2 separate regions of the Homo sapiens genome follow, and region 2 is linked to region 1. Evidence: read pairs that join two places in POLR2A ChIA-PET (ENCODE). Cell type or tissue: CD4-positive, alpha-beta T cell. All regions are shown on one strand. Links, peaks and the distances in the headings refer to the core of each region. The heading gives the core; the rest is flanking DNA.

Region 1 (10,957 bases), core at 3,940-8,939:
CACAGAGACAGTTGTATCCATCCATTTCCTAGTCAGTTTCACCATATTTTTAAATGAGGCACAAGATTACTGTGTTATCAAAATGTTAACATTAAGCTTTTTAACAAGTCTGTGTAGTCACTTGATTTTTCAGATTTTGCCCACTAATTTTATGAGGGCCATTGGGCAAAGTGTTTTAATCCAGAATTTAAAATTGTTCATTTGTAATTGGGCAGGCTTATAAAAAGGGGCATATTTTAAATCTTTATCATCACTTTATAGCCATAATATACATACTAAAAGTTTGGTAGCAATTTGAGTATTTAACTACATAGGGTGGTACTTTGAAGGAAAAAGCATTTTAAGTTGAGCTTTAATTTAATTTCTGCTTTTAAAAACCCAATATAGTAGTACGTCATCTATGTATGTACATTGAGCATGCTTCTTAACATATTTAACTTCCAATTCTTTGATAACCGGTTGCATTCAATTACTTGTTTAAATAATTGGGCAAGTTTCCTGAGTTGTAGGCTGTGAAATATTTTCAAGATGGTTTGGGTAAAAAATTTTTTCAAAGTAGGTGCCGTCAGTGACTTTGATCACAGAGAAATCAGTATGATCCTGTGACAAGTTTAGTTTTAACAATGTAACTTCTTGTGTAAACTCAGTCACCTAGTAATGTGAATTAGTTGCAAAGTGATTCTGTATTCTTAGTGACCCACTGTTAGATGTTTTCAGACTAGTAAATGATAAATATTTATTGTTAAAATCATCCTTAAAATTTTATTTGAACATGCAGCACTTTTTGCAGTGTGAAATTGAAAAATCAATTGTTTAGTTTTTACCAAAGGAAAATTAGAGTTTTGTATACATATTTGATGAATACAGTAAACAGGTTAAAATTTAGCAAATAGAATTTTGTAAGCATTTTTAAAATGTGTGAATTCTGTGATAAGGGGGTGGCTTTGCTACAATTTATTACAAAGCTAAGTTATATTTCATTACTTATGTAAAATAGTGTTCTTTGTTTAGCTTCTTAAAGTGGTAGGAGAATTGTATAATTCCATTGATTGGTTCCATGCAGTGGAAATCTGACCTTTAGCAGATGTTTGAGAAATTGCCAGCACAGCATGATCAGCCAAAAAGACAGTTTTCCCCTTGTTACTTGACAGGCCTTTCATGCTTTAGTAACATGCCAAAGAAATGTTTAAATTATTTTTTTATAATATCACATGCTCTCTAAAATATTAAGAATACATTGAAAAACATGCATAAAATGAGATAGATTTTTCCTGCAATTACGGATTGCAATTCAGCTGACTTTTAAATGTTTATTATTAAAAAAAAAAAACTAAGATAAATGCTGATTGTTTTGTGAATTATGTGTTACTTTGAGATTTAAAATGTCTTCGGCTATGTAGTTAATTGTTATTAGGGTTTGATGTGTGTTATTTTTTCCATGATCATGTTTTCCATGATCATGTATAACAATTTAAACACTGTTATAAGTTTCTCTTATTTTAGTGTTATTTAATCGCAAGTATCGTCTTTGGTTGGCTTTTTTATTTTTTAATAGAGGCTTTTTGATAGGGGTTAAATGCATCACAGAGAAGTTATCCTATCTGGAACTTCTCGCTAAGGGCAGGATACTGCATGAATCCACTTTAAAGCCTCTTCTCTGAAGGACAGTATTTCTTTAGAGAATGAAATGGGTTCAGCTGTGTAGTTGTGGGGGTTCAGCTGTGTAGTTGTGGGAGTTCAGCAAAAACACTGTAAGCTCTGTTTTCTTCAACTTCATGGATTGAGCGTACAGGAAGGGGAAGGAGTTGCCTTAATGTTTAAGAATGAAGTGATGAATTGATAGTATCAGCAGTTGCCAGACTGTATCTTTTTCTGCAGGTGCTTATTTTCTGTAGGGCATTGCAGTTGTTTTTCATTGTGTTAGGTTATGAGACGATTTTAAGGAAAATTTAAGGAACATGATCTTACATAGTTTCATTTTACAGTTTTGTAACTGTTTTGTATGTCTTAGGTTTATATACTGAATTAGTTCTTCCAGAGGATTATGATTGAAAGTTTTGGCTGTGTGTACCTATCACCTTACAAAAATAAAAAGATTTTTTTAAAGGTCATGTTCAGTATCAGTAGTTCTAAGAATATGCTAAATTAAAATTTAAAAATCAAACACCTATAATAAAGTTTTGCTGAATCCACATGAATTGAACTAATGGTTTGTAATACCAGTTATATTACAAGTGAGAACTAGTTTCATATTTTGATATATAAAAGCTTTGAAGGAAGCATAATTGATAACTGTTTATTAATATCACATAATAGTTAATCTTTCATATTGGTACTTTCTGATAAGGTTTTATTAGATGGAGAAGGGTTATATAATTTAGTAAACTGGCAGCTTTTAAATGAATAATGACACTAAAATTTAAAGATTTAATCATAATGAGGTATATCTGATACGTAGTACCTGTGATATTATATATTAATAGTAAAGTCATTTTATATAAGGAAAAATTTTATTCTTAAGTGGGGTTTTCTAAGTAACTATATGTTTACACAAAGTCATACTGTTAACATTTAGTCACTTCCAGAGTCAGTGGAGTTGTATCCTGAAGAGGATTAAATTGCAAAGTTGGCACAGCACATAAAGCAAAAATGCACTTAAATTCAGTTCACTTTTAAGGCCTTGTTGGGAATACCAACCTATTGTTTGTCAGTTCATCCAGGACAGTTTTTTTTTTTTCTCTAGTGTTGGAATAATTTTTTTTTTTTTTTGAGATAGAGTCTTGCTGTATCGCCCAGGCTGGAGTGCAGTGGCCTGATCTCAGCTCACTGCAGCCTCTGCCTCCTGGGTTCAAGTGATTCTCCTGTCTCAGCCACCCGAGTAGCTGGGTCTACAGGCACCTGCCACCACAACCGGTGAGTTTTGTTGTTGTTGTTGTTGTTATTTTTAGCAAAGAAAGATGAAGTTTCACCATGTTGGCCAGGCTGGTCTTGAATTCCTGACCTCAAGTGATTCACCCTCCTCAGCCTCCCAAAGTGTTGGGATTACAGGCATCATCTACTGTGCCCGGAGCAGAATAAATTTTTAATATATATTTTGATAGGCTGATTTTCTTGCATCTCGATTTTTCTTGTATGTCAGTAACTGGAATCACAGTTACCTTTTGAGCACGGTGCTCACATTATGAGAGTTGAGAAAATTACGGGGAACAAACTCTGGCCTTATGGTGATTCTGGTTAGACTTGAGATCTCTAAATTGATATTTTTAAATGAGAATATATAATACACAGACTAAAATATACATTTTAAGGTTAAAAAAAGAGAAACTGTTTACTAAGAATGTTTAGTAGATTCAGTTTTCTTAGTGTTTAATACTAGAAAATACACAGTATTGGCTGGGTGCGTGGCTCATGCCTGTGATCCCAGCACTTTGGGAGGCCGAGGCAGGCAGATCACGAGGTCAGGAGATCGAGACCATCCTGGTTAACACAGTAAAACCCTGTCTGTACTAAAAATACAAAAAATTAGCTGGGCGTGTTGGCGGACACCTGCAGTCCCAGCTACTCGGGAGGCTGAGGCAGGAGAATGGCATGAACCCAGGAGGTGGGGCTTGCAGTGAGCCAAGATCGCACCACTGCACTCCAGCCTGGTCGACAGTGCAAGACTCCGTGTCAAAAAAAAAAAAAAAAAAAGTATTGATAGCATACTTTTAAGAAATCCAAATGTCTTTGTAAAAGTAGGTATTTTTCATTCTTTCAGTATCAGTTACTCTTCACTATGGTTCTTTTTCACATTTAAATAGAATCAAGGAACCTTTTATCTTTGGTTTATCTGGTATTTTTCAGTGTTAGCAATTTTGAAATTCTCTAATTTTTACCACAAACATTTTTGACTCTTTCATTCAGCTTATAATCTGAATTGACAGAAAAATCCAGGGAGAAAAGTTAAAATACTTCCTAAAGTTAAAATATTTGCTTTATTTAGATTTCTAGTATTTCTTATCAAGGAAAAAAATACTTTTTCATTATCTTATCGCTTGATAACCGTTTTTTGTCTCAGCTAAACGGAAGAAAAGTTACCTGGCAGCATAAGATAGCTATGAAGAATCTTTCCCCCACCAGAAAGAAGTTTAGCAAACTATTTTACTGAATAAATCTAAGACTTCCTCCTTCCCAGTAGTTGCCCACAATTTTCCTCCAATATGAGATTATGTCTCTATTTTGTAATTCTGCTCAGAAAACCTGTCTTAAAATCTACACATATTAAACTATAATATGTCATAAATTTTAAGAATGTTATTTAACAGAGGTAAATTTATCATGAATACCATATATTTAAGGTAGCAAAACATAAAGAGAGTAATAACCTCTTTTGATACTCAACAGCAGACCAGGTAAAGTCCAAACAGTTCTGTCTCATCAAAATAATGAAGGTTGCTTGTCTTTGACCTCTTTTCCTGTTACCTCTTTAAGAGATAACACACATATACATACGCTTTTGTAGATGAGACCATTCTAAAATTTATAAATTGTGTTGTATATCTTTGTCTGCCTGATTAAAATGGCTTGTCTTAAGGTAACACTGAACTGCTTAGTCTTTCAATAGGAATTTATTTAGCAACTACTTTGTGGTATTGTTTTGATATACTCTATTTTTGTGTTTCGGCTTTTTCTTATTTATTTTAATTAAATCAATATCATCCCTCGTATACACTATTCTTCTGTGCAGTTGACACTTGAACAATGTGGGTTTGAACTTTGAGAGTCAATTTATATGCAGATACTTTTAAATAAATATATTGCAAAATATTTTAGAGATTTGCAGCAATTTGAAAAAACTCATAGATGAACCATGTAGCCTAGAAATATTTTTAAAAATTTAGAAAATGTTAGGTATGTCATAAATGCATAAAATATATGTACATCTTAGTTTTATCATTTGCTACCATAAAATATACACAAATCTATTTAAAAAGTTAAAATATCAGAACTTTACCCACACAGAGACGTGACATGGCACTATTTACAGTAGAGAGAAATATAAACAAACATAAAGATGCAGTATTAACTCATAACTACATAAAATTAACTTTAGTACATGCTGTGATAGGTTTTTAGCCACCTCCTGTTTTTACTGTGTTGAACTCAAATGTTGCGAATGTCTGCTTAAAACTCAGTGTGATGCTGACATCTCCATGTGAGTAGTTGACCTCTCCACTAAATACCATATTGCAATAAGAAATGATCTCTCGCAGTCCTTGCATAATTTTTAATGTTGTTTAGTGCAATCTCGCAAACTTCGAATGATACCATAGAACAGAAATTTAGGAATCAATAAGTACAGTACTGTAAATGTATTTTCTCTTGCTCATAATAACTTCTCTAGCTTACTTTACTGTAAGAATACAGTATATAATAGACATACAAAATATTTGTTAATTGACTTTATGTCATTGTTAAGACTTCCGGTCAACAGTAGGCTATTACCAGTTAATTTTATGGGGAGTCAAAAATTACATTCAGCTTTTCGACTGGGCGGGCTGTCCTCAGTCCCAACCCCTGAATTGTTCCAGGGTCAGTTGTACATAGCTCTTCATGTTTTTAAAAAACACATTTTTGGCTGGGCATGGTGGTTCAAGCCTGTAATCCCAGCACTTTGGGAGGCTGAGGTGGGCAAATAGCTGGAGCTCAGGAGTTCTCAGGAGTTCAAGAGCAGTCTGGGCAACATGGCCAAGATCTTGTCTCTATTTAAAAAAAAAAAAAAAAAAAAAAATTGGGCCAGGCGCTGTGGCTTACGCCTGTAATCCCAGCACTTTGGGAGGCCAAGGTAGGTGGGATCATGAGGTCAGGAGATCGAGGCCATACTGGCTAACATGGTGAAACCCTGTCTCTACTAAAAATACAAAAACTTAGCTGGGCATGGTGGCACGCACCTGTAGTCCCAGCTACTTAGGAGGCTGAGGCAGGAGAATCACTTGAACCCAGGAGTTGGAGGTTACAGTGAGCCAAAGTTGTGCCACTGCACTCCAGCCTGGACAACAGAGTAACACTCCGCCTCAAAAAAAAAAAAAAAAAAATCAGGCCGAGTGTGGTGGCTCACGCCTGTAATCCCAGCACTCTGGGAGGCCCAGGCAGGCGGATCACCTGAGGTCAGGAGTTCGAGACCAGCCTGACCAACATGGTGAAAACTCGTTTCTACTAAAAGTACAAAAATTAGCCGGACATGGTGGTGGGCACCTGTAATCCCAGCTATTCAGGAGGCTGAGGCAGGAGAATCGCTTGACCCCGGGAGGCGGAGGTTGCAGTGAGCCAAGATTGGGCCACCTACTCCAGCCTGGGTGACAAGAGCGAGACTCCGTCTCAAAAAAAAAAAAAAAAAAAAAAATCAGTGACACATTTGTATCTACTCATGTAACTACCATGTTTCTCACTCACTGTAGTTAACCTGGTACCTCTACCCAGTCTATACCGCCCCTCTGTTCCACTGATCTCAGTTCTATCACCAAAGATGAGATTTTCCTGTTGTTGAACTTAATATAACTGGAATCATTCAGTGGCTTTTTACACTCAGTATAATATCTGTGAAACTTAATATATTAGATTCCTAGGGCTGCCATAACATCACAACAAATTTGGTGGATGGAAACAACAGAAGTTTATTCTTTCATTGCTCTGAGGACCAAAAGTCCAAAACTTCTTCATTAAATGGGACATAGACTGATTAGTAACAAGATTTACTTGTCTTTCTCCATGGTTTCAACAGTGAAAAGTAGTTTTAATGTTGACTGAAAGTTGATTAGTGCTTAAGACCTGAAAATGCTTAGGATTGTTTGCTGTTGGAAGATACGGCTCTTATCTACTTTTCTCCATTAGAGCTCTGGAGTTCTCTTGGGCCTAGAAAGAAGTAATTTGGAACAGTTAGTGTAGTGTGGGGTATTATGAAAACCAAAATAGAGTATTATAATAAAATATATAATAAAAACATACATAAAATTACTGGTTTGGGCTCAGTATATTTTTTGTCTTTAAAAAGAAGATGCTAACTCAAGGAAAGGGTAATAAGGTATGCTGGAAAGTTTATTTGCTTAGAAGTTAGGACTGATTTCTGGTCCTGGCTCTGTCATTAATAATTATGTCTCTGGATTCTTATGGAAGGTTTTTCCAGTTCTTCATATGACAGCTTGGTATTAGCAGTGGTCCTGACATTTATAGATATTATCACTTTCTTTCACCTCACTCACTCTTCATTTCCTTCACAGTATTAACAGTAACCTTTTCTGTTACATTTTGTTAACTTTAGAAATAGTAGATCATGTTAGACTAAGTAGAGATCACAAAAAGATGAGATTTAGGAGAAATCCATAGATGTTTTGAACTGTGGATGAATAGTTCACCAACTATTTCCTGTACACAAAAGCCATGCAATATATGTGATTAAATTTGTGCCTTGGTGAAATAATATGTTATATGTCACTGTATGTATTGTGGGGTCATTTATAAATGGTTACAATATTTTAAAGTAGGAATACCTAGGGTCTGCTTGTCGTTAGTTTTCTGTGATAGATATTCGACAGTGCTTCCTGGCATTTAGGAAGGGGCAGTGAGATCTTTTAATACATCTAGAGAAGACACTTCCTTATATGATCTTTTCATTTATTCAAATATATATTTATTACTTCCTCTGTGCCAGGTACTGTGTGGCTGAGCAGCCTAGACTTGATTCTGTAAAGGAAATTAAAAATCCCAGGACCCCCAGACTCCTTATGCAAAAGGAAAGTTAATCCTGGAGTCTGAGTCATGCAACACACTCTTTCAAGTGAGTAGCTGTTACTAACATTATGCCTTAACCAGATCCTCATGTAAAAGTAAAAGACCTCAGGCATCTATGAAAGACTTCCCCTACAGATCACTGAAAAGCAAATGCTTCGCTGGTCTCCCACAAACAGATACATGCCAGTTGTAACTTTAGGTGTACAATCTAAGTGAAGCTCCTAAAACTAAGGTCTGTTCTGTGCCACACTGATAATGTCATTTACAATCTTACCTTCTCAGATGCAGAACAGAGACAAGAATAGTCATTCTTCCACTGACCCAGAGATGTCTGCAGAATTGATTTTTCCTTTACTCTGTTTTTCCTTCATTCACCTAATATTATGTAAAATATAGTTTTTACTAGATACCAATTAAAATCTCACAGGAATTTAACCATTCACGTTACTGCCTACCTGTCCCTCTTCCTACATGCCTGCCCCGCTTTAAGGAAACACATAAATAGGAAACCTCCTGAAAATCTCTTTGGAAAAACAGTTACATATGTGTTGGTTTTTCCTGGATGGGCCCTAAAGCTGGCTTAATAAACCTTGATTGGTTGAGACTGTGGCCTCAGTCACTCATTTTGGTTGCCAGTTCCATCCCTCCCAGAATTTTCTGTGTATGGAAGTTGTTTTATGTATGTAGTAAGATGTCAATTACGAGTGGTTTGTAATGACTGTGCTTTTGAAATGGTAGTACTTATTAAACATTAGTAATTTGAGAAATTAACCTGCATGAGACTTAAGAGAGAACATTAAAGTAAACATTTAAAAGTTTTATTTCTAAAATGTCAACACAATTTTTGGTTAGCTACTTAGTATATGTTGACTTTTAATTTCTTGGAAAATACTATTTTTTTGGAATTAATGATATGTACTTGCCACTGATTAATCAGATACTCCCTAAGTTACGTAAAATCATTTCAGTACATTCAGGTTTGTATATTAGGTATCCTGTCAATTTTATCTTCTTTATGAAATCTTTCCTCAGGCCTTTATATCTGTACTGGCCCTCCAGGCCTCTTGATTTTATGTGACTATCATCTTGGTGATTTCCTTGACTCACTTTTGCTGGATTCTTTTCGTGGATTTCTTGTCTTAGTTTATTCTCTTGTATCGATGGAGTATATCTTACTCCTTTAAAAAAAAAAAAACCACCCTACATTTAGGATATACTTGATGGCCCGTTCATCTGAAAATATCTTAATTCTACTCTCAAACTTGACTCAGACCTGACTGGATATAGAATTCTAGATGAAAAATTAGAAATGATTTTTCCTCAGAATTTGGGAAGCATTAATCAGTGACTTCCAGATTCTGAATTTGCTTTTAAAAAGTCAGATGTTGTTCTGGTTTTTGATCTTTTATATAAAAGAAACTTGTGGGATCTTTTCTTGTGTCTCTGCTTGGAAATTTCACAATAACTTTCCTAGATGTACATTGATTTTTATCTGTTTTTTTTTTCTGAGACAGTTTTGCTCCTGTGGCCCAGGCTGGAGTGCAATGGCGCGATCTCGGCTTACTGCAACCTTCGCCTCCCAGGTTCAAGTGATTCTCCTGCCTCAGCCTTCCGAATAACTGGGATTACAGGCGCCCGCCTCCACGCCCAGCTAATTTTTTGTATTTTTAGTAGAGAGGGGGTTTCACCGTGTTAGCCAGGATGGTCTTGATCTCCTGACCTCGTGATCCACCTGCCTCGGCCTCCCATAGTGCTGGGATTACAGGCATGAGCCACTGCACCAGGTGATTTTTATCTGTTGTGCTTAGCTTTTGAGGAGTTGCTTTTCAGTTTTGAAATTTATGAGTGTTAGTTCTGAAAAGTTTTTCTGAATTGTTTCTAAGATTCTCTTTTTTCTCTGTTACGTTTCTCTTTTCTGAAACTTGTGTTGGGATATTGAACCACACTGATTCTGTTTTTCCCTTTGTCTCCTATATCCTTTATGTTCTACTTGGAAAAATTTTCAGCTTCCTTTTCTAAACCTATTGTATTTTTTATTTCTGCTATCATAATTTAATTTGCTAAAGATTTTTTTCTGTTTTTTTTTTTGTTTGTTTCTCCAGATTGTTGTATTTTGATAGCATCCTTTTGCTTTTGATTATGGTATTTTCCTCTTACCTCATTCAGAATATTCTTTTTTTTTTTAATGTTTTGTTTTCTTCTCTTTGGTCTATTTTCTTCCTGTCATTTTTCCCTATGTATATTTTAGTCTCTGTATTTTATGTCTAATGTTTTCTTCAAATGAAATTCCTGACAATTCTTTCAGACTACTTGTATGTAATAGAGTAACACTAAAAAAGTACATTGGAAACTCTGAGCATGTGGGTGGACTTTGTTGGATGTCATCTTATCTATTTGAGATCTGCTCATTTCCATAGGGGAATACCTAATGTCTGTATATTTAGATTTTTTTAAAGTGGTTAGGTTTCCAAAGAAATCTGTCAGTGCTTTATCTGGCTTTCAGAGTTATGCCCTATGAGGAAAGAAGACTGAGGATGAAAGGAGGGTCTAGTCCTAGACATATTTCATTATGTCAGCTTTCACTTAATCCTTCTTCTGTTTCAATGGTAATCTCTGCCCTCAACCTGTTTTAATATGCTTCTTGGTCCAGGGACCCTTTCATAACCTTTTCTAAGAAATAAACCTTTTTTTCGTACCATAATGGGAAAGGAGACAGTTGCTAGGCTAGAGTCAGGGAGAAATCTGAGAGTCTAGCTGCTGCTTCAGTAGACTATGGTCAGTCTTCCTGTTAGCCCTACTTTACCCCTACTCAATTTTTGAACCTTTGGGGCATAGCTTATCTTTGGTAATTTAGCATATTAATCAGCTTTCCCTAATATTTGGCTTTAGATTAAGCTTCTTTTTTTTTCCACTAAGTTAGCTACCACTGGTTTTGCTGTTATTTTAAAATTAGTTTATTTTACCCATCTTTTCAATCTGTTGAAACCTTACAATCCTCATCATCCAGCATGTTAATTATTATTCTTTGAGTCCTACATTCATTTCACAATTTGACTTTTGTAAGTGTCTTGACTGAAGTGTAATGATAGAGCCCTGTGGAATATATTTGAAGACATTTTATCAATTTTACTTTAGTTCTTGGTTAATATTATAAGTTATGGTTGTTTATTCCAGCTATCAGTACCTGCTT
Region 2 (10,957 bases), core at 5,415-10,414, 140 kb after region 1:
AAGGCCGGGTGTGGTGGCTCACGCCTGTAATCCCAGCACTTTGGAAGGCGGAGGCGGTGAATCACGAGGTCAGGAGATCAAGACCATGCTGGCTAACACGGTGAAATCCCATCGCACCACTGCACTCCATCCTGGGCGACACAGCAAGACTCCGTCTCAAAAAAAAAAAAAGAAAAAGAGGTAAAGGATCCCATGGATCCCATGCCACACAAGCATCTTGTGTCGTTTTATTTCTGTCAAGCGGGACAGCCTACTTGGTTTACTTTATGAAGTTTAAAATGGGAGATGTTACTTTTTACCTTTAATTCTGCCAGTTCATGTGAATAATACATGAAACATTCAGGAGTACTTATTTTATGCTTCTTTATATATACACAAGTGGTAGCAGTGTTTATGAAGAGTTTGGTTTATCACATTTATCTGTACTTTGCTCTTAAACACTAAGTAGATTGAACAAGATAATATTAAAATCTTAGAATTGAAAAGAATCTTTAATATTTTATAAACCATCCCCAGGCAGAGGCAGAAATATATTCCTTATAGTGACGACTTGACAAATTTTCATTCAGAATCTTTTTTTTTTGAAATGGAGTTTCACTCTTGTCGCCCAGGCTGGAGTGCAGTGATGCCATCTCGCCCCACTGCAACCTCCGCTTCCTGGGTTCAAGCTATTCTCCTGCCTCAGCCTCCCGAGTAACTGGGACTACAGGTGCGTTCCACCACACCCAGCTAATTTTTTTGTATTTTTAGTAGAGACCGGGTTTCACCATGTTGGCCAGGATGGTCTCAATCTCTTGACCTTGTGATCCGTCCACCGCAGTCTCCCAGAGTGCTGGGATTACAGGCGTGAGCAACCGCGTGTGGCCTACACTAACTTTTTAAATAATCGTACATATTTATTATTTGCCCCTCTTCTCTTCCCCAGGCAAAACATTTAGCATTCCTTCAAATGATCTTATTATTCTGTAATTTTTTTTTAAATTGATATGAAGTCTCGCCCTGTCACCCAGACTTGAGTGCAGTGGCATGACCTCGGCTCACTGCAACCTCTGCCTCCCGGGTTCAAGTGATTCTCCTGTCTCAGCCTCCTGAGTAGCTGGGACTACAGGTGTGTGCCACCACACTCCAGGTAGTTTTTGTATTTTTAGTAGAGACAGGGTTTCACCATGTTGGCCAGGCTGGTCTTGAGCTCCTGACCTGAGGTGATCACCCACTTCGGCCTCCCAAAGTGCTGGGAAAACAGGCGTGAGCCACCGTGTCCAGCCTATTCAAGTTTTGATTCCCCCCACTCCCATTTAAAAATGTATATGTAATATGTATTGGTTTAGTGTCTTCAAACCCTTCAGGATTCTTTCACATAAATTAATTAATTAATTTAGAGGCAGGGTCTTGCTTTGTCATCTAGACTGTAGTACAGTGGCACAAACATGGCTCACTACAGTCTTAACTTCGTGGGCTCAAGTGCTCCTCCTTTGTAGCTGGGACTACAGCCACATGCCACCATGCCCAGCTAATTTAAAAATTTTTTTTTGTTGTAGAGATGGTCTCACTGTCTCAAAGCAATCCTCCCACCTTTGCCTCCCTACCAAAGTGCTGAGATTATGGTGTGAGCCCCTGGCCCTTGGCCTCTTTCACATGCATTTCAAGGAAGCTAGTGCTTCTGTACATTCTACTTGAGTAGTTTGAGTTTTTAAACCTAAATGTAGGTAAATTTTTTCATTATTAAAATTTAAGGTTAATCCTTATTTTAGCTTTTTAAAATTTTTTTTCTGTTTCAATGGATACAATTCCAGATTTTCTTGATCATTTTAAAATCTAGGTCATGATTGTTTTTATCATAAGACATATTTTTAAATCACTATGTAATTTGTTTTGTTTGTTTCGAGACCACGTTTTTGCTCTTTTGCCCAGGCTGGAGTGCAATGGCACCGTCTTAGCTCACTGCAACCTCTGCCTCGTGGGTTCAAGCGATTCTCCTGCCTCAGCCTCCTGAGTAGCTGGGATTACAGGCGCCCGCCAACACACCGGAGAATTTTTTGTATTTTTAGTAGAGATGAGGTTTCACCATGTTGGCCAGGCTAGTCTAAAACTCTTGACCTCAGGTGATCCAGCTGCCTCGGCCTCCCAAAGTGTTGGGATTACAGGCGTGAGCTACCGTGCGTAGCCAGCCATTCTGTCATTTGTTAATTTGAAAATAGAGATAGCTTTCAAGCGATAATGAGTATATAAGACCAGAAATGAATGAATAACATATCACAGGTTAATAACAGTACTATTTTTTTTTTTTTTTTTTGAGATGGGAGTTTTGCTCTTGTTGTCCAGGCTGGAGTGCAATGGCACAATATCAGCTCACCGCAACCTCTGCCTCCTGGGTTCCAGCGATTCTCCTGCCTCAGCTTCCCAAGTAGCTGGGATTACAGGCATGTGTCACCATGCCTGACTAATTTTGTATTTTTAGTAGAGACAGGATTTCTCCATGTTGGTCAGGCTGGTCTTGAACTCCCGACTTCGGCCTCCTAAAGGTGCTGGGATCACACGCTCGGCAACAGTACTACTAATCAGTACTCTTTTTTTTGTTTGTTTGTTTGTTTGCTTGCTTTTGATTTTTTTGGAGATGGAGTCTCGTCTGTCGCCCAGGCCAGAGTGCAGTGGCGTAATCTCAGCTCACTGCAGCCTTTGCCTCCTGGGTTCAAGCGATTCCTGCCTCAGCCTCCCAAGTAGCTGGGACTACAGGCATGCGCTACCACACCCGGCTAATTTTATTATTATTATTATTATTATTATTATTCTCTTTTAATTGTTGTATTTTTAGTAGAGACAGGGTTTTACCATGTTGGTAAGGCTGGTCTCAAACTCCCAACCTCAAGTGATCTGCCTACCTCAACTTCCCAAAGTGCTGGGATTACAGCTGTGAGCCACTGTGCCTGGCCTATTAATCAGTACTCTTTAACCCACTGCAGATATGTAATTATCATCCAGCCTGTATTTCATTGACTTACCTATTGTAGGTTGTCTTGATAAAAGTTTTGTTTAAGTCAAGTTCCTTAAAGCTTAGTTTCAAATCTTATTAACCTAATAACTTTTGTTTTTATTAAAATGCAGGCTGGGTACAGTGGCTAATGCCTGTAATCCCAGCACTTTGGGAGGTCGAGGTGGGCAGATAACCTGAGGTAGTTGGAGACCAGCCTGGCCAACATGGCGAAACCCCATCTCTACTAAAAATAGAAAAGTTAGACAGGCGTGGTGGCGCACACCTGTAATCCCAGCTACTCGGGAGGCTGAGGCAGGAGAATCTTTTGAACCAAGAGGCAGAGGTTTCAGTGAGCCAAGATCACAAGATTGCACTCCAGCCTGGGAGACAGAGCAAGACTCTGTCTCAAAAAAAAAAAAAAAAAAAAAAAAGAAATGCAAATTACTCTCAATGAATATATTTTGCTCTTACTTGGTCAATTTGTTTTTTAAAAATTTTCATTATACTGATTATCCATTGTTGGCTCAAGATACCCCACCCAAAATATTCTGGTAAGAGACCAGAATATACCATCCCCAAAATATCTTTTTTTGCCATGTTTTGAGCTAGTTATTCTGAGAATCTGCAGACACAGGAGTAATTTTGAAAAGCTGCCCTTTTGTAAAAGAAATTTACCCATCTATAAAGGAGATCTACTTTAGTAAAAGTTACCTGTATCAGGGAAAGGGCTGCTGCAGACAACTGTTATTACCTGAGAGACTTTAGTCTGCATAACAAGACTATCTTTATTCATCATGTATTTCCTCCTCTCACTCCATTTTGTATAACTTGTGTAGACACCAACCCTTAAAAGCCCCAAGCTTCTGGGAGTCTCGGTGGCTCAGGCCGGTTGCCCTGGCACTCGGGGAGGCGAGGCTACACATTCGAGGCCAACCTGGTCAACATTGATTAAAAAAAATAAAAAAATAGAGATTACTATTTTGGCCAGGCACGGTGGCTCATGCCTGTAATCCCAGCACTTTGAGAGGCCGAGGCGGGCGGATCACGAGGTCAGGAGATCGAGACCATCCTGGCTAACACGGTGAAACCCTGTCTCTACTAAAAATACAAAAACTTAGCTGGGCGTGGTGGTGGGTGCCCGTAGTCCCAGCTACTCGGGAGGCTGAGGCAGGAGAATGGCATGAACCCGGGAGGCAGAGTTCATGAGCCGAGATCTTGCCACTGCACTCCAGCCTGGGCGACAGAGCGAGACTCTCTCTCAAAAAAAAAAAAAAAAAAGCCCCAAGCTTCTATTCCTTCCATAGCTTCAGATGCTGTATAAGCTTCAATATCTCACTCTTCAGTGAGTCTCATATTTTGTGGGACTACTGTTAATTACATACGTAATTAAAATTGGTTTCCTGGTAGGGTGCCATGGCTCAAGTCTGTAATCCCAGCACTGGGAGGTTGAGGAGGGTGGATCACCTGAGGTCAGGAGACCACCCTGGCCAATATGGCGAATCCCTGTCCCTACTAAAAATACAAAGATTAGCTGGGGCGTAGTGGTGGTGGGCACCTGTAATCCCCATGCCTGCCTCAGCCTCCTGAGTAGCTGGGATCACAGGCACCTGCCACCATGTCCAGCTGATTTTTGTATTTTTAGTAGAGTTGGGGTTTCACCATGTTGGCCAGGCTGGTCTTTTTTTTTTTTTTTTTTTGAGACGGAATCTCACTCTGTCTCCCAGGCTGGAGTGCAGTGGCGGGGTCTCGGCTCACTGGAAGTTCCGCCTCCCAGGTTCACGCCATTCTCCTGCTTCAGCCTCCGGAGTAGCTGGGACTACAGGCACCCGCCACCCCGCCCAGCTAACTTTTTGTATTTTTAGTAGAGACGGGGTTTCACCGTTTTAGCCAGGATGGTCTCGATCTCCTGACCTTGTGATCTGCCCGCCTCGGCCTCCCAAAGTGCTGGGATTACAGGTATGAGCCACCGTGCCCGGCCTCAACTGCCTATCTCTAATGTCTTGGCAATGCCATGATTTTTTTCAAAGACTACCAGTTAATGGCTCTGAGCTTGTACCTACCAATTTAGTATTCTAACATATAATTTAATCTATGATTTTTAATTACTAAAAGCATGAAGACGTTCATAGTATTGTTTATAATACAAAATTGCAAGCAGCTTTAGCATTCAACATTAAGAGAATGAATAATAAAACTAATGCTTTAATAAACTCATGCCTGTTTTTTAAGTCGTTAAAATGATGGCAATGTAAGAACATGAGAAGATTATTAAATAAAATGAGCAACTTAAAATTTGCGTGTATCCTGAATGTTGATAACTAATATGGTTGTGAGGAAAAAAAGGGCTGAAAGTGCACTTAAATAGTTAACTGGCTGGGTTCACTAAGGATAAGAATATGGGATCTTTTTCATGCATTTATTTTACAAATTTTCTCAAATATAATTATGTTACTTGTTAAGAAAACTATTTTTGGAAACAAAAAGGATCCTCTACATATCATTTAATCTTTAGTTTTTTTTAATCTCTAGTTCATATTTTCCATAGTAAAATCACTTTTTCTTGACAGAAATAAAAGTAATTAAATAAGCTTTTCTTTCTTCCAAATATTGGTGTTTTATCATCTTTCCCAATGGTCTTTTTCTGAACATAGCTTTAAAAACCCTTTATGTTGAATTGATTTTTCCTCCTAATCCTGCTTATTTCTCCTTTGTGAAAGGTGACGTATGTCAGTAAAGCAAATTAAAAATACATAAACTTATGTCATACTTCTTTTCCTTTGTACTTTGTGACTTTGCAGTTTCTTCTAGACAGGCTTCATTTTTCTCCATTCAGCGTTCAAAGTTTAAAGTTTAATTCAGCAGATGGCAAAACACTTTGCTCTCTGCCACCCATGCCAACCAGCATGAAAATAAATACAATGCTTTCACACCATCTTATGATGTAAAAATCATTCAGCTGTGAATTAGGAAATCCAAGTTCTGGTCCTAGCACTTCTATAAACAAGATTTTTGACAAACAAAGTCACTTAGACTCGAGTGTCCATTTTTTTATCTGTAAAAATGAGAGTATTTCTAACATTAAAGTAATAGGACTAAATTTTGTATTTCTTTTTTAAAAATACCTATATTTTTAGAGACAGCATCTTGCAATGTTGCCCAGGCTGGTCTCCTACTCCCTGGGCTCAAGCCATCCTCTCAGCTCACTTTCTAAGTAGCTGGGATTCCAGGGGCATGCCACTATGTCTGCTTGTATGATTGCTGCTTGATTTGTATGATTACTGTATTCCGTTCTCTTATAAAAGACTGAATACTCTGCTAGGGTAAAAATTTGGTTGTCTTTTCCTCACTATTGCATACCCTGGCCCAAAGCATGGTGCCTTGCACATAGAAGCCATTTTATACCTATTGATTGAATGAATGTGCTACAATGTTTGCTGGAGATAGGAGAGTTAAAAAAGTCTTAAGGTCCATATCTACTAGAAATCCTTGTAGAAATCATAGACTATTGAAGGTTTGAAACTGTGATACACAAGTTTTGCATTGCTTAGAAGATCTGCATGGAGTTATTAATGTTAAAAACTTTTTTGTTTTTTTTTTTGAGACTGAGTCTCGCTCTGTCACCCAGACTGGAGTGCAGTGGCACAATCTCAGCTCCCTGCAACCTCTGGCTCCTGGGCTGAAGCGATCCTCCCACCTCAGCCTCCTGAGTAGCTGGGACCACAGGTGCGTGCCACCACACCTGGCTATTTTTATTTATTCTTTGTAGAGACAGGGTTTCACCATGTTGCCCAGGCTGATCTAAACTCGTGGGCTCAAGTGATCCACCTGCCTCCGCCTCCCAGAGTGCTGGGATTACAGGCGTGAACCACTGCGTATGACCTACTGTTAAAAACTTAATCCTTTGGACATTACAATGATGTAGGAGTTACATTTTTATGTATTTTCATAGATTTTACAGTATGGCTTATTGAAAAATACTTTAATGAATTATAGTCAGCTTTCTTGTAAGGCCAGTCAAGTTGAATTCCTCCTACGATTGTTGTTCATCTTTTTTTCCACCCATATGTCTTTAAAAATATTTATATTGCTAGATCATTGAACTTGTCAGAGTTTTTTGCTTTTTTGTTTTTGAGTCTGTATAATTTTTTAAAATCCAGTGGTTTGTTTAGGCTTCCACGTGTATAAAGATGAGAGATGTATTCTTTTCATGGCCCAAGATAAATGGAACCAAAATCTTTGTTTATTTTAACTCCTAAAATTGTACATATAAGATTCTCACATTACTGGAAGGAGCAGATTTTCTTTGGGTAGGCAGGCAGTGTTGCCTTCCTTTTAGCCTCTGTTTACCTTCTGACCTGTGTTGATACATTCAGCTTGTAACCTAGAAACCAACTAAAAAGGAAGGAAGTTAGAGATGTGTATTTCTGGGCAGTAACTGGAGTAGTTTCCTCTTCCCCTAGCCTGGTTTAGCAGCCAAAAAAGGCCTTTTACTCCCCTCCTCACCTCCCAACAAAAAGAAACAAAAATTAACTTTTCACCTTTTTACCTCAGTCTAGTAAAGAAGGTATAAGCCATAAGAACAATCAATTTAAAGGACTAAATTGTGTGAAAGGTGGGATCTACCATTCTCTAATGAGTTATAAGAACAGGAGTGCATTAAGGAGACTTGAAGTAAAAGCTAGCAATTTATGCTTGATACCAAGTGGGTTCTCTATGTCATTACTTCATTATTTTTGTTTGTGTTAAAAATTTACCAGAGTACCAGACCAATTAATACCAGACCAGTCACATTAATATATTTATATTAGCCAGATATGGTGGCACTTACTTGTAGTCCCAGCTGCTCAGGAGACTGAGGCAGGAGGATGGCTTGAGCCCAGGAGTTTGAGGCTGCAGTGAGCTGATAGCTCCACTGCACTCTGGCCTGGACAACAGAGTGAGACCCAATCTCTAAATATATGTATGTCAAGCCCATTTTAAATATTTAAAAGGCATTCATTATTACCAACTAGTTGTAACTCTGCATCCTTTGCATCAAGAATTGATTCTATAGTATTTTTAGTAGTGGAGAAGCCAGTCTTATTTTAATTCAACCATGATGTAGTGTGAAATACTTTTTAAAAATGAATGTTTGGTTTTTCAGTATTGTTAATTACATTAATTTTACTAAAAATTAGTACATTTGTGTTACTAAGAATGTATGACTTTTGAGGCAATTGTATGGTTTAGCTAAGTGTACTTTGTGCTATATGATTCTGTAAGGGACTGAAGTACTTGAGAAGCAAAAATAGCTGTTTTTAAGTCTATATCATATAGTGTAGACAAACTTGAGTTTATGCAAGATTATGAGATAAATCCTGTGAAATTTTCTAATGTACAATAAATTGGGGAAATGTACTAAAGTACTTAAAATTTGATAGTTTGTTATATTAAGCTGTATTAAGCATTTGCTTTTTTTGGTTTGGTAACATGACATTGTGAGTTCTTTTATTTACATAGATTCTTTTTATTTTATGTCTGATTAATTATGAATGAATTATTAGGGTGGTTATATGCGATTTAATATCCACTTGACAACATTATTAAAAACACTTCGTTCTAAAGTTACCTTGGCTGGGAGCAGTGGCTCATGCCTGTAATCCCAGCAACTTTGGGAGGCCGAGGCGGGTGGATCACCTGAGGTCAGGAGTTTGAGACCAGCCTGGTCAGCATGGTGAAACCCTGTCTCTACTAAAAACACAAAATTAGCTGGGCGTGGTGGCGTGCACCTGTAATCCCAGCTACTTGGGAGGCTGAGGCAGGAGAATTGCTTGAACCCAGGAGGCAGAGGTTGCAGTGAGCCGAGATTGTGCCATTGCACTCCAGCCTGGGCAAAAAAGAGCAAAACTCCATCTCAAAAAAATAAAGTTACCTTCTGGATCATGCATGTTCTACACAATATGTTCTGTAAAATAAAGCCATACTTTACTCACAGTCTTAGGCTAATCATTGCCCATCTCTTTTTCATTCTTTTTATAAGTGCAAGTTCATCATATACTAAATTGAAAATATCTTTTCGGTAGTTTTTCTTGGTTCTTTTTTTTTTTTTTTGAGACAGAGTCTTGCTCTGTCTCCCAGGCCAGAGTGCAGTGGTATGATCTCGGCTCACTGCAGCCTCCATCTCCCAGGTTCAAACAATTCTCCTGCCTCAGCCTCCAGAGTAGCTGAGACTACAGGTACGCCACCATGCCCTGGCTAATTTTTGTATTTTTAGTACAAACGGGGTTTGCCATGATGGCCAGGCTGGTCTCAAACTCTTGACCTCAAGTGATCCACCCACCACTGATCCCGGCCTCTTTTCAGTAGCTAACCTGATAATTTCTGTGAAATGAAATTGATACTTCTGGAGTAGATTTAAAGGGATTATGTATGTGGTATTTAAAAAACATCAGTATGAATACAAAATTAGCCAAGTGTTGTGGTGCATGCATGTAATCCCAGCTATACAGGAGGCTGAGGCAGGAGAATCGCTTGAACCCAGGAGGCAGTGGTTGCAGTGAGGCAAGATCACACCATTGCACTCCAGCCTGAGCAACATGAGCGAAACTCTATCTCAAAAAAATTTTTTTTAATTAGCATGAATTTTTAGATTTACTGAAATTGAGATTTCTCCATAGGGATACATTTATAATAAAAGACTATTTACATCCGGGCATGGTGGCTCACGCCTGTAATCCCAGCACTTTGAGAGGCTGAGATCGGTGGATCATTTGAGGCCAGGGATCCGAAACCAGCCTGGTCAACATGATGACACCCCTGTCTCTACTGAAAATACAAAAATTAGCCGGGCACGGTGGCGCGTGTCTATAGTCCCAGCTACTCTGGAGGCTGAGGCAGGAGAATTGCTTGAATCCCCACGGGGGCAGAGGTTGCAGCGAGCTGAGATCATGCCACTGTACTCCAGCCTGGGCAACAGTGAGATTCTGTCTCAGAAAAAAAAAGAAAAGAAAAAAAAGACTATTTACATACATCTTTTTAAAATAAATTAAATATTTCTTGCACCTACAAGTGTATTTTTAAAGTTTCAGTGCATGTTACCATATATAATTCCTCTTTCATCATGTAATTTCTACAATAAAACTGAAACCATTTCAATTAAATTGTAATACAGAAGCGTGGTTGACTTAAGTATATGGCCAGCTTTCCTGCTCTAAGTCAGAAACTTACAAATTTTCGCTGGATGCTCTAAAGGTTAAAATTTAATTATACTGACAAATTAATAGACATAACCTGATGTTTTACATAGAGCCACAAATTTATATTCCATTCCATCTCTGCTCTTTGATTTATTGAGTAGCCAAAGTCAGTCTCATATCATCACGTAAGTCTCCACTATGAAACGAGAAATTACTATAAGGCCTGTCAGGGTGACTCATGCCTGAAATCCCAGCACTTTAGGAAACTGAAGTGGGTGGATCGCTTAAGTTCAGGAGTTCCAGACCATTCTGGACAACATGGTGAAACCCTGTCTCTACAAAAAATACAAAGAGTTAGCTAGGCATGGTGATGCCCACCTGTAGTCCCTTCTACATGGCAGGCTGAGGTCGGAGGATCGCTCGAGCCCAGGAGCCAGAGATTGCAGTGAGCCAAGATCGCGCCACTGCACTCTAGCCTGGGCAACAGAGCAAAATCCTGTCTCAAAAAAAAAAAGAAGAGGCTGGACACAGTGGCTCACACCTGTAATCCCAGTACTTTGGGAGGCCGAGGCGGGTGGATAGCCTGAGGTCAGGAGTTTTTGAGACAAGCCTGGCCAATGTGGTGAGACCCTGTCTCTACTAAAAATACAAAAATTAGCTGGGCTTGGTGGTGCGTCCCTGTAATGCCAGCTACTTGGGAGGCTGAGGGAGGAGAATCGCTTGAACCCAGGAGGCAGAGGTTGCAGTGAGTTGAGATCATGCCACTGCGCTCCAGCCTGGGTAACAGAGCAAGACTACGTCCTCCAAAAAA

Evidence for each region. Peaks named below come from ENCODE experiments on the same cell type or tissue, not always from the same donor. Only the 100,000 strongest peaks of a DNase experiment are listed, where the experiment ranks them.
Region 2: POLR2A ChIA-PET joins it to region 1 with 5 read pairs; 13 of 35 experiments call an interaction of 5 or more read pairs at or near these places.

Annotation. Positions count from the first base shown.
Region 1 is chr10:63,406,719-63,417,675 of GRCh38, reverse strand. The region is part of intron 1 of JMJD1C (jumonji domain containing 1C); the gene reads left to right. Among named protein-coding and RNA genes, the nearest start is that of JMJD1C-AS2, 18 kb to the left of the region's middle. In CD4-positive, alpha-beta T cell, for the core only: no CTCF peak of the experiment used is centred there; no DNase peak of the experiment used is centred there.
Region 2 is chr10:63,270,177-63,281,133 of GRCh38, reverse strand. All of the region lies in intron 2 of JMJD1C (jumonji domain containing 1C), which reads left to right. Among named protein-coding and RNA genes, the nearest start is that of MIR1296, 97 kb to the left of the region's middle. RefSeq lists enhancers at 10,215-10,715, 10,716-10,957. In CD4-positive, alpha-beta T cell, for the core only: no CTCF peak of the experiment used is centred there; a DNase peak (open chromatin) is centred at 7,363; H3K4me3 peaks cover 251 bases; H3K27ac peaks cover 1,871 bases.